Linked DNA regions of Homo sapiens: region 2 is linked to region 1. A link is a contact called in ENCODE Hi-C or POLR2A ChIA-PET data. All regions are on one chromosome and are shown on one strand. Each heading gives the region's core, a stretch centred on a gene start or an enhancer-like site at or near the end of the contact. The rest is flanking DNA. Distances are from core to core; before and after follow the strand shown.

What was found. A loop is a pair of places that touch in the nucleus more often than their neighbours do. ChIA-PET counts read pairs that join two places held with the same protein, here RNA polymerase II (POLR2A). Pooled maps may share reads with other maps.
Region 2: a pooled map shows a loop between it and region 1 (2.0-fold over the local background). The contact joins the promoter of C12orf76 here to the enhancer-like site in region 1. A Hi-C loop is called at or near these places in 1 of 37 single-sample maps with no recorded cell type and 2 of 50 pooled maps. POLR2A ChIA-PET finds 5 or more read pairs at or near these places in 3 of 52 experiments (GM12878, HEK293 and activated CD8-positive, alpha-beta memory T cell).

The regions. Positions count from the first base shown.
Region 1 is chr12:110,164,483-110,169,319 of GRCh38, reverse strand. The region is part of intron 11 of IFT81 (intraflagellar transport 81); the gene reads right to left. Among named protein-coding and RNA genes, the nearest start is that of IFT81, 43 kb to the right of the region's middle. Within about 2 kb of position 3,504, at least 2 of the 41 ENCODE cell types and tissues checked have a DNase peak (open chromatin) inside an H3K27ac peak, as active enhancers do; they include GM12878, where a contact is called at or near this core.
Region 2 is chr12:110,045,616-110,050,842 of GRCh38, reverse strand. C12orf76 (chromosome 12 open reading frame 76) reads left to right here and starts at 2,321. Exons shown (of 2, transcript NM_001389625.1): 1 at 2,321-2,480. The coding sequence starts at 2,348. RefSeq lists an enhancer at 1,373-1,632 and a silencer at 2,553-2,612.

The sequences.
Region 1 (4,837 bases), core at 2,255-4,754:
TGGGGTGAAATTTGGAGGAAACCAGGTGCAAACTTCTAAAAGTTGTCTCCCACTGCAGTCACAGAGGGCATAATTAATTCCTCCAGTGATGAGTTATAACAACACGCATGAAATGATCAGGGAGGCTCATTAGAGACTTAGTTCTCAAGGTTTTTACTAGGAGCTGATCATCTAGGCACATTCTGCCTAGCCTGTACCAAAATTCCAGAAAGAAGAAAGAAAGAAAGAGAGAGAGAGAGGAAGGAAGGAAGGAAGGAAGGAAGGAAGGAAGGAAGGAAGGAAGGAAGGAAGGAAGGGAGGAAGGAAAAGAAAGAAAGACAAAGAAAGAGGCAAGCAAGCAGGAGCTCGACATAAAGCACACTCTTCATATACTTTAGGCAAGGTGAGCCATTCTTATCAGTGAATGGCAGGAATCCATCCAAGAACCAAGTTCCCCCAGATGCCAGCCAAGGGCCAACTTTGCAAGCAGACCTTTCTAGGGATAGCAGTCTCAGGCCTGCATGTTAATTTTTTTCTGAACACCATCTTTTCCATAATCCTTTAACTATTTATTATGTCTTTCTTCAGTCTTTTATTCCTCAGTTAATACATAATCAATTCCCACTGTGTCTTTCTCTAGTCTTTTGTTTCAGTTAATACATAATCAATTATTGATATGAAAGTTTCCAGACTTTTTGTCCATTTTAGTCACCCTCATGTGGGACTCTGGCATGATTGTCTCTTAAAACATGAAGTCAAAAATATAAAATAATACTCCAGGCATAATCAGACCATAAACAGGATACTTTTTAAAAAAATTAATGTAGTATAATCGTTTATGCATTTTTTAAAGCTGCGTTAGTAACAGATGATGTGTTGAATTGGCAAACAAAACTTGAATTCTACCACATTATATTTATTATAATCCCATTAATGGCATTTTGTTTAAGCACAGTGCCCCTATCTACCAAGATGATTCTGAATTATAATTCCATCATGTGTTTCAGGTTGACTATTTCTTCCAGCTTTCTGTCATGTGCAAACTATTGATGACTCTACAGCCAGACTGCTAAATCCAACTCCTGGTTCTACTACTTACTAGCAATGGGGTGTCAGGCAAGTCAGCTTAAAACCTCTGCATGTCTCAGATCCTTTATCTGTAAAAACTGGGTATAGTAATTACAGCCAGGCGCAGGCTCACGCCTGTAATCCTAACACTTCAGGAGGCCGAAGTGGGAGGACTGCTTGAGGCCGGGAGTTTAAGACCAGCCTGGGAAACATAGTGAGACCACATCTCTACAAAACAAAACAAAAAAAGAAAATTAGCTGGGCATGGTGGCTCGTGCCTGTAGTCCGAGCTTCTCAGGAGGCTGAGGTAGGAGGATCACTTGAGCCTAGGAGTTTCAGGCTGCAGTAAGCCATGATCACACCACCGCACTCCAGCCTGGGTGACAGAGTGAGATCCTGTCTCTGGGGAAAAAAAAAAAAAAAAAGAAACCTAAATAAAAAAAAATTGTACTTACAGAGTCGTACAATGACAAAAATGAGAATAATGTATATAAGAAGCCTAGTATGATATATGGCACGTTGTAATTGCCTAATTAAAAAATTATTATTTATCTAAAGTATTGATAATAATAAACAAATCAGGATAAAGGGCAAATCTCCATGGCATTTTTTGTGTGTACATTTCCTCAGAGATGACAGCAATCAAAATATTTTGAGACTATCAATTCAACCAGATTTATATTAAGATATACTTAAAATTCAATATAAAAACCTTTGAGATATAAAAACAGTAAAATATTCATTACTATTTATTTTCAGTTATGTTAGCAGGGTGTAATCTCTAAACTAAATGTAGTCATTTAATAGAGTGTAGTTTCTATCATCTTTCAAATACTGGTATGAAGGGAAAGAAATCAAGATTGACTGGATGGGTAGGAAAATGTATCTTTTATCACTGAGAAGATCATTTCAACTGTTCAAGCAATTCCTACTTATGTCAGAACTCTGGCAGATAAGAGAAAAATACATGCCTGTGCTTATTCCTGTGTACTGCCTTACTTTATGAAAATAAAATGTTAAAATGATAAAGTACAATGGGGGGGAAGTACTTCCAGAAACTTCGTCTTTTACTAATAAGGAAAACCAATGAAATACCAATAAAAAGGCCTAGTAAAGAAAAAAATATCTGTAGCATCTGCAATCAGAAGAGCTAAAACTCTTAGACAGTATGTAACATCTGGAACATTAACTTTAATGGCAGTAGGAAGCATCAAAATGTATACTTCACCACCAAACTAAAAACTGCTAATGGACCTCTAAAAAGAAAATGACTAAAGAATATAAATCACTGTATATGTCTAGAACTTGTTACATTTACGCAAATTAACATTATGTTCCTAAATTTTTCCAAGATAAGATCAATCAAATAACTACATATCGACAATCAAGGAATAAAGTTTTACATCCAAACAAATGGCTGTCATATAATTTCTGGCAAATATACACTTCCCAATTAATGATTGTTCACAGTGTAGTCCTCTTTAGAGTCAAATATGATTCCTAAAATTTACCCATTCTAATAGTGCCATCTCCAAGGCACTATAGGAATGGGTAAATTTTAGGAATCATATTTGATGGCAATAAAATATTGCCATTAGGATGGCAATAGTCTCTTACATGCTAACTGTGTAACTTTGGGAAAATTATTTCAATTTCTCTGTTTCTTAAGTTACAAAATGGAGGTAATATTTACTTCAGAGGCTTTCTGAGAGGATGAATTAGGGTATATTGTGAGATAACATAAAATTTACCACTTTTACCATTTTTAAGTATACAGTTCTGTGGCTTTAAGTACATTCATGTTGCTGTTGTATAACCATTACTAAAGCTATATTTTTTAAGTGCTCAAGACTGAGCATGCAGTAACTGCTCAGAGAATGGCAGCTAGAATTATTCTCATTAATGCTATCTTATTCCATTTTAAATTTGTGTAAATTATTTATTCCTAAACAGAAACTATTTCATATTTATTTCCACTAAATTGCTCCCAGTCTGGGAAATACTAGTTTCAACTTTTAAGCTGTGAACTATATTTCTAGCTTTCAAATTCTTCATCCAAGTGATTGACAAAAATATACAAATACTAAGAACTAACACACAGCATTTACTATGTGCCTAGTGCTGTTCTAAGCATGTTCAATTAATCCTCAAAATAATTCTAGGAGTTACATACTACAAACATTCACATTTTACAGCTGAGTATAAAGAGGGTAAGGAACTCGTCCAAGGTCATCCAGCTGGTAAACGGCAAAACCAGGATTTGCACTCAAACAACCAAGTTCTAGAGCCACTCTTAACCACTCCACCATGCTGCCTCTGACACACATAGTTAACATACCACCCATGCAAATGATTACTTTCAGATGCCAGGTGTTATATGTTGACTGAGCCTTTGAGTTTCTCAGAAGCTTTAGCACCTATTATTTCATGTGCCTTTCCTAGAGATAATAAAGAGCAATCAGCCCCATTTTACAGATAGAGAAGCCTCAGGGAGGTCGAGTAATTTCTTCAAGGTCAACAGATCTTAGAGAGGTCCTGGGTCTTAGCTTGGCCACTTACTAGCTGTGTGAAACTGCAATCTCCTCGAGCATCACTCAACTGTGACAGGGAAATGGTAACAACACCTTTTACAAGAAGTAAAAAAGTATCTATTTGCAAAGTACCTGGAACAGAGCTTTGTATAAAAAGTGCTCAATAAATGTGAGTCCCCCTTTCCTCATTTTGCATGTGATTCCTGGCATAGTGTTCTTTCCAAACACCATGCCACTAATTATCAATACCTTCTCACCAACTGTTTAACAGATGGGGGGCAAAGGACATGATTTTTTGGAGATTACTATGTGATATCAAACCAGAAACCTCAGTGAACCATGTGATACTAAATCAGGCACCTCAGTGAATTATACCTCCAGCTGTATTATATAATTTTAAATATAAGAAACTTCTTCTCTTTTGTCCATATGGCCTATCACTTTATCATAGTAGAAAATAAAACTGGTATACCAAGATTTGTTCTTTATAAAATTATGCTTAATGTTCCCCGATACCTTCTGTTCTTTTAGGTAACTGCCAAATACCTTACTTGATTTGTTCTTTTCCGACCAGACATTGTTCAAAAATTAAGTTATCATTTCCAAATGATGACATCTTTTTCCCCTTAAAAAAAAAGACTGCTTTTTTTTTTCCCTGTCATTGGATCCGTCTCCTATTCACCATGATTTCTCAAAAATAAAGGCTAATAACCTGGCACTAGGTTTTTTCCCTCACATTTGCATAGAGGGAACATCTAACACTGAATTGTAAGTACTATTTATGCCAAATACGGCCATAACAATTAGTATTTCCTGTGATTTAGGCAGCATTTTCTTAAGAAAAGATAAAAATGCTAGGAGGTGGCATAGTCTCTTGTAAAGCGAAACTGCTGCATAATTGATCTTTTATTTTTTTCTCTAGACAGCAAAGATGTCATGAAGCATACACTGTTGACTTCCAGATATCATTTAAAACACTCCCATGTCTTAAACCAATTTGGAAGTGGATGTTAAAAGCCAAGGGAATTTTTCAATCACATGTTGACTTCCTGAATCTACTACTTCCCCAGCAAGCTAAAAGGCACATTGGGAGGGTACAACCTGAAGTACCACAGAGAAAAGTGGTACTATGGGAGCAATTCATTTGTTTGGCACAGTGAAGGTTCACTGCCAATTTGTAACAGTATGGATTCAATAACTTTTCAAAGCCAAAAATGAGGTTTGGACAAGAGTAGCTTTCCACGATAGCTTTTGCTGAG
Region 2 (5,227 bases), core at 1,072-3,571, 120 kb after region 1:
GCAAGAAAGAATTAGGGCAAGTCCACAGTGCAAAGTGAAAGCAAGTTTATTAATAAAGTAGTGGAATAAAAGAATGGCTACTCCATAGACAGAGTAGCCCCCGAGGGCTGCTGGTTAGGCATTTTTATGATTATTTCTTGATGATACGCTAAACGAGGGGTGGATTATTCATGCCTCCCCCTTTTAGACCATATAGGGTAACTTCCTGACATTACCATGGCATTTGTAAACTGTCATGGCGCTGCTGGGAGTGTAGCAGTGAGGACGACCAGAGGTCACTCTTGTCACCATTTTGGTTTTGGTGGTTTATAGCAGGCTCCTTTACTGCAACCTGTTTTATCAGCAAGGTCTTTATGACCTGTATTTTGTGCTGACCTCCTATATCATCCTGTGACTTAGAATGCCTTAACCGTCTGGGAATTCAGCCCAGTAGGTTTCAGCCTCATTTTACCCAGCTCCTATTTAAGATGGAGTTGCTCTGGTTCACACGCCTCTGACATTTGTATTGCACATCCATTGTGAGGTGAATGATACTAATCCCACTACAAATCAAACCTTCAGGAGGTGAGGCAATGTGTGAGGTGGTAAAGCCTCCAGATTCAAAACTATGCTTGGGTCAAATTCTAGCTCTGCCACTTTGTGTGTGCAGTGTTGGGCCAAACACTTAGCTCAATTCCCTCATGTATTCAGCAAACAGTTACTGAATATAATATGCTACTCTTCTAGTCTTGTAGCAGGACGAGCCGCAGACAAAACCTCTCAGACACCGAGTTGTAGAAGGAAGGGCTTTATTCAGCTGGCAGCATCGGCAAGCTACTGCCTTAAAATCCGAGCTCCCCGAATGCACAATTTCTGTCCCTTTTAAGGGCTCCTCACAGCACTAAAGATTTCACATGAAAGGGTCGTGATTGATTTGAGCAAGTAGGTGGTACGTGACAGGGGCTGCATGCACCAGTGGTAAGAGAGAAACAGAACAGGGCAGGGAGTTTCACAACGTTCTTCTATACAATGTCTGGAATCTATGAATAACATCGGTTTCTAAGTTATGAGTTGATTTTTAGCTACTGGGTGTGAGGCCTCTGAGCCCAAGCCAAGCCATCGCATCCCCTGTGACTTGCACGTATACATCCAGATGGCCTGAAGTAACTGAAGATCCACAAAAGAAGTAAAAATAGCCTTAACTGATGACATTCCACCATTGTGATTTGTTTCTGCCCCACCCTAACTGATCAATGTACTTTGTAATCTCCCCCACCCTTAAGGTACTTTGTAATCTCCCCCAACCTTAAGAAGGTTCTTTGTAATTCTCCCTACCCTTGAGAATGTACTTCGTGAGATCCACCCCTGCCCGCAAAACATTGCTCTTAACTTCACCGCCTATCCCAAAACCTGTAAGAACTAATGATAATCCACCACCCTTTGCTTACTCTCTTTTCGGACTCAGCCCGCCTGCACCCAGGTGAAATAAACAGCCATGTTGCTCACACAAAGCCTGTTTGGTGGTCTCTTCACACACGTTTGGTGGTCTCTTCACACACATGAAACTGGGTTTAGGCCAGGCAGGCCCAGGCCTGGTTTCGGGCCTGGCGCCGGGCTGCCCGTCTTTGGTTTCACTTCCTTGTTGTTTCTTCTTAAAACAGGTACTGAGTATAAAACAATATAAAACAAAATGAGAGGGTCTCTCTCTCCCCCAGTCTCTGGGACAGAGCAGAGAGCAAGAACAAAATCGCTGTGCTCGTGGACTTTACATGCTAGGGCGGAGCAGGTCCTCAGAAAATCATCAAATGTACGTTAAATGTATAAGGTAAATGGTGATGAGTCTAAAGTGAATGGGGGGAATGGAAGAGAACGAAGGTAGGGAGAATGTACATTAAGGGAAAGGGAGGGTTGCAATTTTAGAAAAGGATGTCTGGGCAAGGGCTCCCTGAGAAGATGGCATTTGTACTATAGAAACACAGTATCTATTTTCCAGGCCCGTAATGAAGGTTTAATAAGAAAATGCATGGATTCGTAAAAAATCTTCAATAGGCCCCAAATGGACCTACAAGACCTCGACCCCAATGGATGAGGGAACGCTAACCACAGCAGAACGGTAATCGCGGCGAACGTTGGCACAGACGGAAAGTTGATCTGAACGGAAAGTTGGTCCGGGGGAAACATTAGTTATTGAGGAACGTTAATCCGGAACAAATCTTAGGCAGAAGCGGAACTTAGACCAGGACGCACAGTTACCATGGCAATGACGCGCGCCCTAAGGGCGGTGGCAGCGACGCAGAGAGACCTGGGAGGAGACAGAGGCAGGGCTTGCGACGGAAGTGGCCTCTCTGCTTCTGCAGGGCTGGGGAAGATGCTGCGTCCAGCGTTACCGTGGCTGTACCTTGGCCTCTGCAGCCTCCTGGTGGGGGAGGCAGAGGCCCCGAGCCCCGTGGATCCGCTGGAGCGGAGCCGGCCGTACGCGGTGCTGCGAGGGCAGAACCTGGGTGAGCGGCCCTCGGGCTGGCGGGCGGCGGGTAGTGCCTGAGCTTTCACTGCTCCGGGTGCTGGAGCCGGGCATGTACGGAGCGGACAGGGGATAGAGTGGGGAGATGGGTGAGTGCGGGGGGTGCAGGTGAGGCCCCTCAGGGGGCCCCGAGACTCCCTCTCCAAAAGCCTGGGGCAGAAGGCCTGAACTTTGCCTCTCAGCAAGTGCTCAATATGTGCCAGAACCTTCGCCTCCCAGGTTCAAGCAATTCTCCTGCCTCAGCCTGCCGAGTAGCTGGGATTACAGGCGCACACCACCACACTTGGCTAATTTTTGTATTTTTAGTAGAGATGGGGTTTCACTATGTTGGCCAGGCTGGTCTCAAGCCTGGCATGGTGTCCAGTAAGCTCTCAATATGTACTGCTTGCCCATGAATGAACTGCAATCGGGAGACCTGGGTCTCATTCTGGGTCCTCTCCTCTCTGGCAGTGTGGGCTCAGGCTAGGCAACAAGGCACATCATTTACCCCACCCCTCTTCTTTCCCAGAGGAGCCAGTATTTATTGCAAAAATGATAACAGTTTTTGAGCATTTCCTACATCCCATGTCTTGTGCTACGCACTTTGTATACGCGAATTCATTTGAGCCTTACAATAACTTAATGAGAAACGTACGGTTTGCAGCCCTTTTTTTTTCTTTTACAATAGTGTCTCCTCTGTCACCCAGGCTGGAGTGCTGTGGCACGATCTTGGCTCACTGCAGCCTCGGCCTCCTGGGTTTAAGTGATCCTGCCACCTCAGCATCCCGGGCGAGTAGCTGGGACTACAGGCGTGCACCACCACACCTGGCTCATTTTGTTGTTGTTGTTGTTTACTTTTTGTAGAGGTGGGGGTCTCGAACTCTTGGGCTCAAGCAATCCTCCTGCCTCGGCCTCCCAAAGTGTTGGGATTACAAGTGTGAGCCACCGCACCTGATGTTGCAGCTCTATTTTTCAGATAAGGAAAATGAAACTCAGAGAAGTGAAGTTATTTGCCCAAAGTTACATAGCTAGGAAATGATGAGGCCAATACTAGAACCTGTTTGGGGGCTTGAAACATAAGTTGTGGGAGGATATCTTCAACACACACACACGCTGCGTAAATATGTGTGTGTGCATGGCTTTGGCTTTGGAAGGAGTTCTGGAACTTAAAGCTTGGCAAACTTCACAATAAATCTGCCCCTCGCCAAAGTCTTCCCTTCCCACTGTATCTCCTTGGTACATCTGTATATCTACAAAGTGGCTATTAGTATCATTTTGGATTATCTTGACTCTACATGAACTCAGTGTTTGCCATGTGTTGACGACTTACTGTGTACCTAGCACTCTACTAAATAGTTTCCACACATTATCCCACTCGATCCTTCAGAACAGGGTTTCTCAACCTGGATATTACGACATGTTGGATAAATGATTTCAGGGGGCGAGGGGCAGTGGGGGGGCTATGATAAACACTGTAAGAAGTTTGGTGGCATCCCCAGCCTTTAGATACCAGTAGCACCCCCTACTCCTAATCAAGATAGTCAAAATCTCTCCAGACATTGCCAAATGTCCACGGTACGCCAAATCCCCATTGGATACCCACTGCTGTGGAACAGTACTACTCAAAGGGTAGTCTGCAGACCAGTGTGAGTCTGCAAACTATGTTATCTGCAAAGAGATGACTACAGAAATTGAGAGTGTTTAGAAACTTAACAGTTTGACATTGTTGCAACATCCAAGCACTTAGAGACCAGTTCTAGGTGTCTCTGAACTGGAATGCTTTGCAGATGAAGGGAACTGGTTATTAGTCATGCACAGTAGGGCTATGTAGTGGTCTGGGACAGACTAGAAATTATAAAAACTACTCCTTTGCCATAGATAGTTTGAGAAATGCTGTCCTAGACAGTTCCGTACAGTTGGTATTTATTTATTTTTTTGAGATGGAGTTTTGCTCTTGTTGCCAAGGCTGGAGTGCAGTGGTGCGGTCTCAGCTCACTGCAGCCTCCGCCTCCTGGGTTCGAGCAATTATCCTGCCTCAGCCTCTTGAGTAGCTGGGACCACAGGCGTGTGCCACCACGCCCAGGTAATTTTTGTATTTTTAGTAGAGATGGGGTTTCACCATGTTGGCCAGGATGGTCTCGATCTCTTGACCTCATGAACTGCCCACTGTGGCCTCCCAAAGTGCTGGGATTACAGGTGTGAGCCACCACGCCCGCCCTAAAACATTCTTTTAAGGTTCTGCCTGGGCCTGCAATTCAGGCAACTGTCACTGCATGCAAAGTGTAGGGAGAAGTGAAAAGATGACGACTGGGAGAATTGATCAGGCCCCAAATGCATGGCCATTGTGTACCTAACAACTCATGGTTTTAAGCTCCTTTTTAAACTTTATTTTTATTATTATTTTTTATATGGAGTCTCACTCTGTTGCCCAATCTGGAGTGCAATGGCATGATCTTGGTTCACTGCAACCTCCACCGCCCAGGTTCAAGTGATTCTCTTGCCTAAGCCTCCCAAGTAGCTGGGATTACAGGCACCCACCACCGTGCCCGGCTAATGTTTGTAATTTTAGTACAGAGGGGGTTTCTCCATGTTGGCCAGGCTTGTCTCGAAGTCTTGATCTCAAGTGATCTGCCCATCTCGGCCTCCCAAAGTGCTGGCATTACAGGTGTGAGCCGCTGCGCCTGGCCTTTTTTATTTTTTAAAGGTAGATTTCCATTCCCCAATTCCAATCTTCTGCATTCCTGCTTT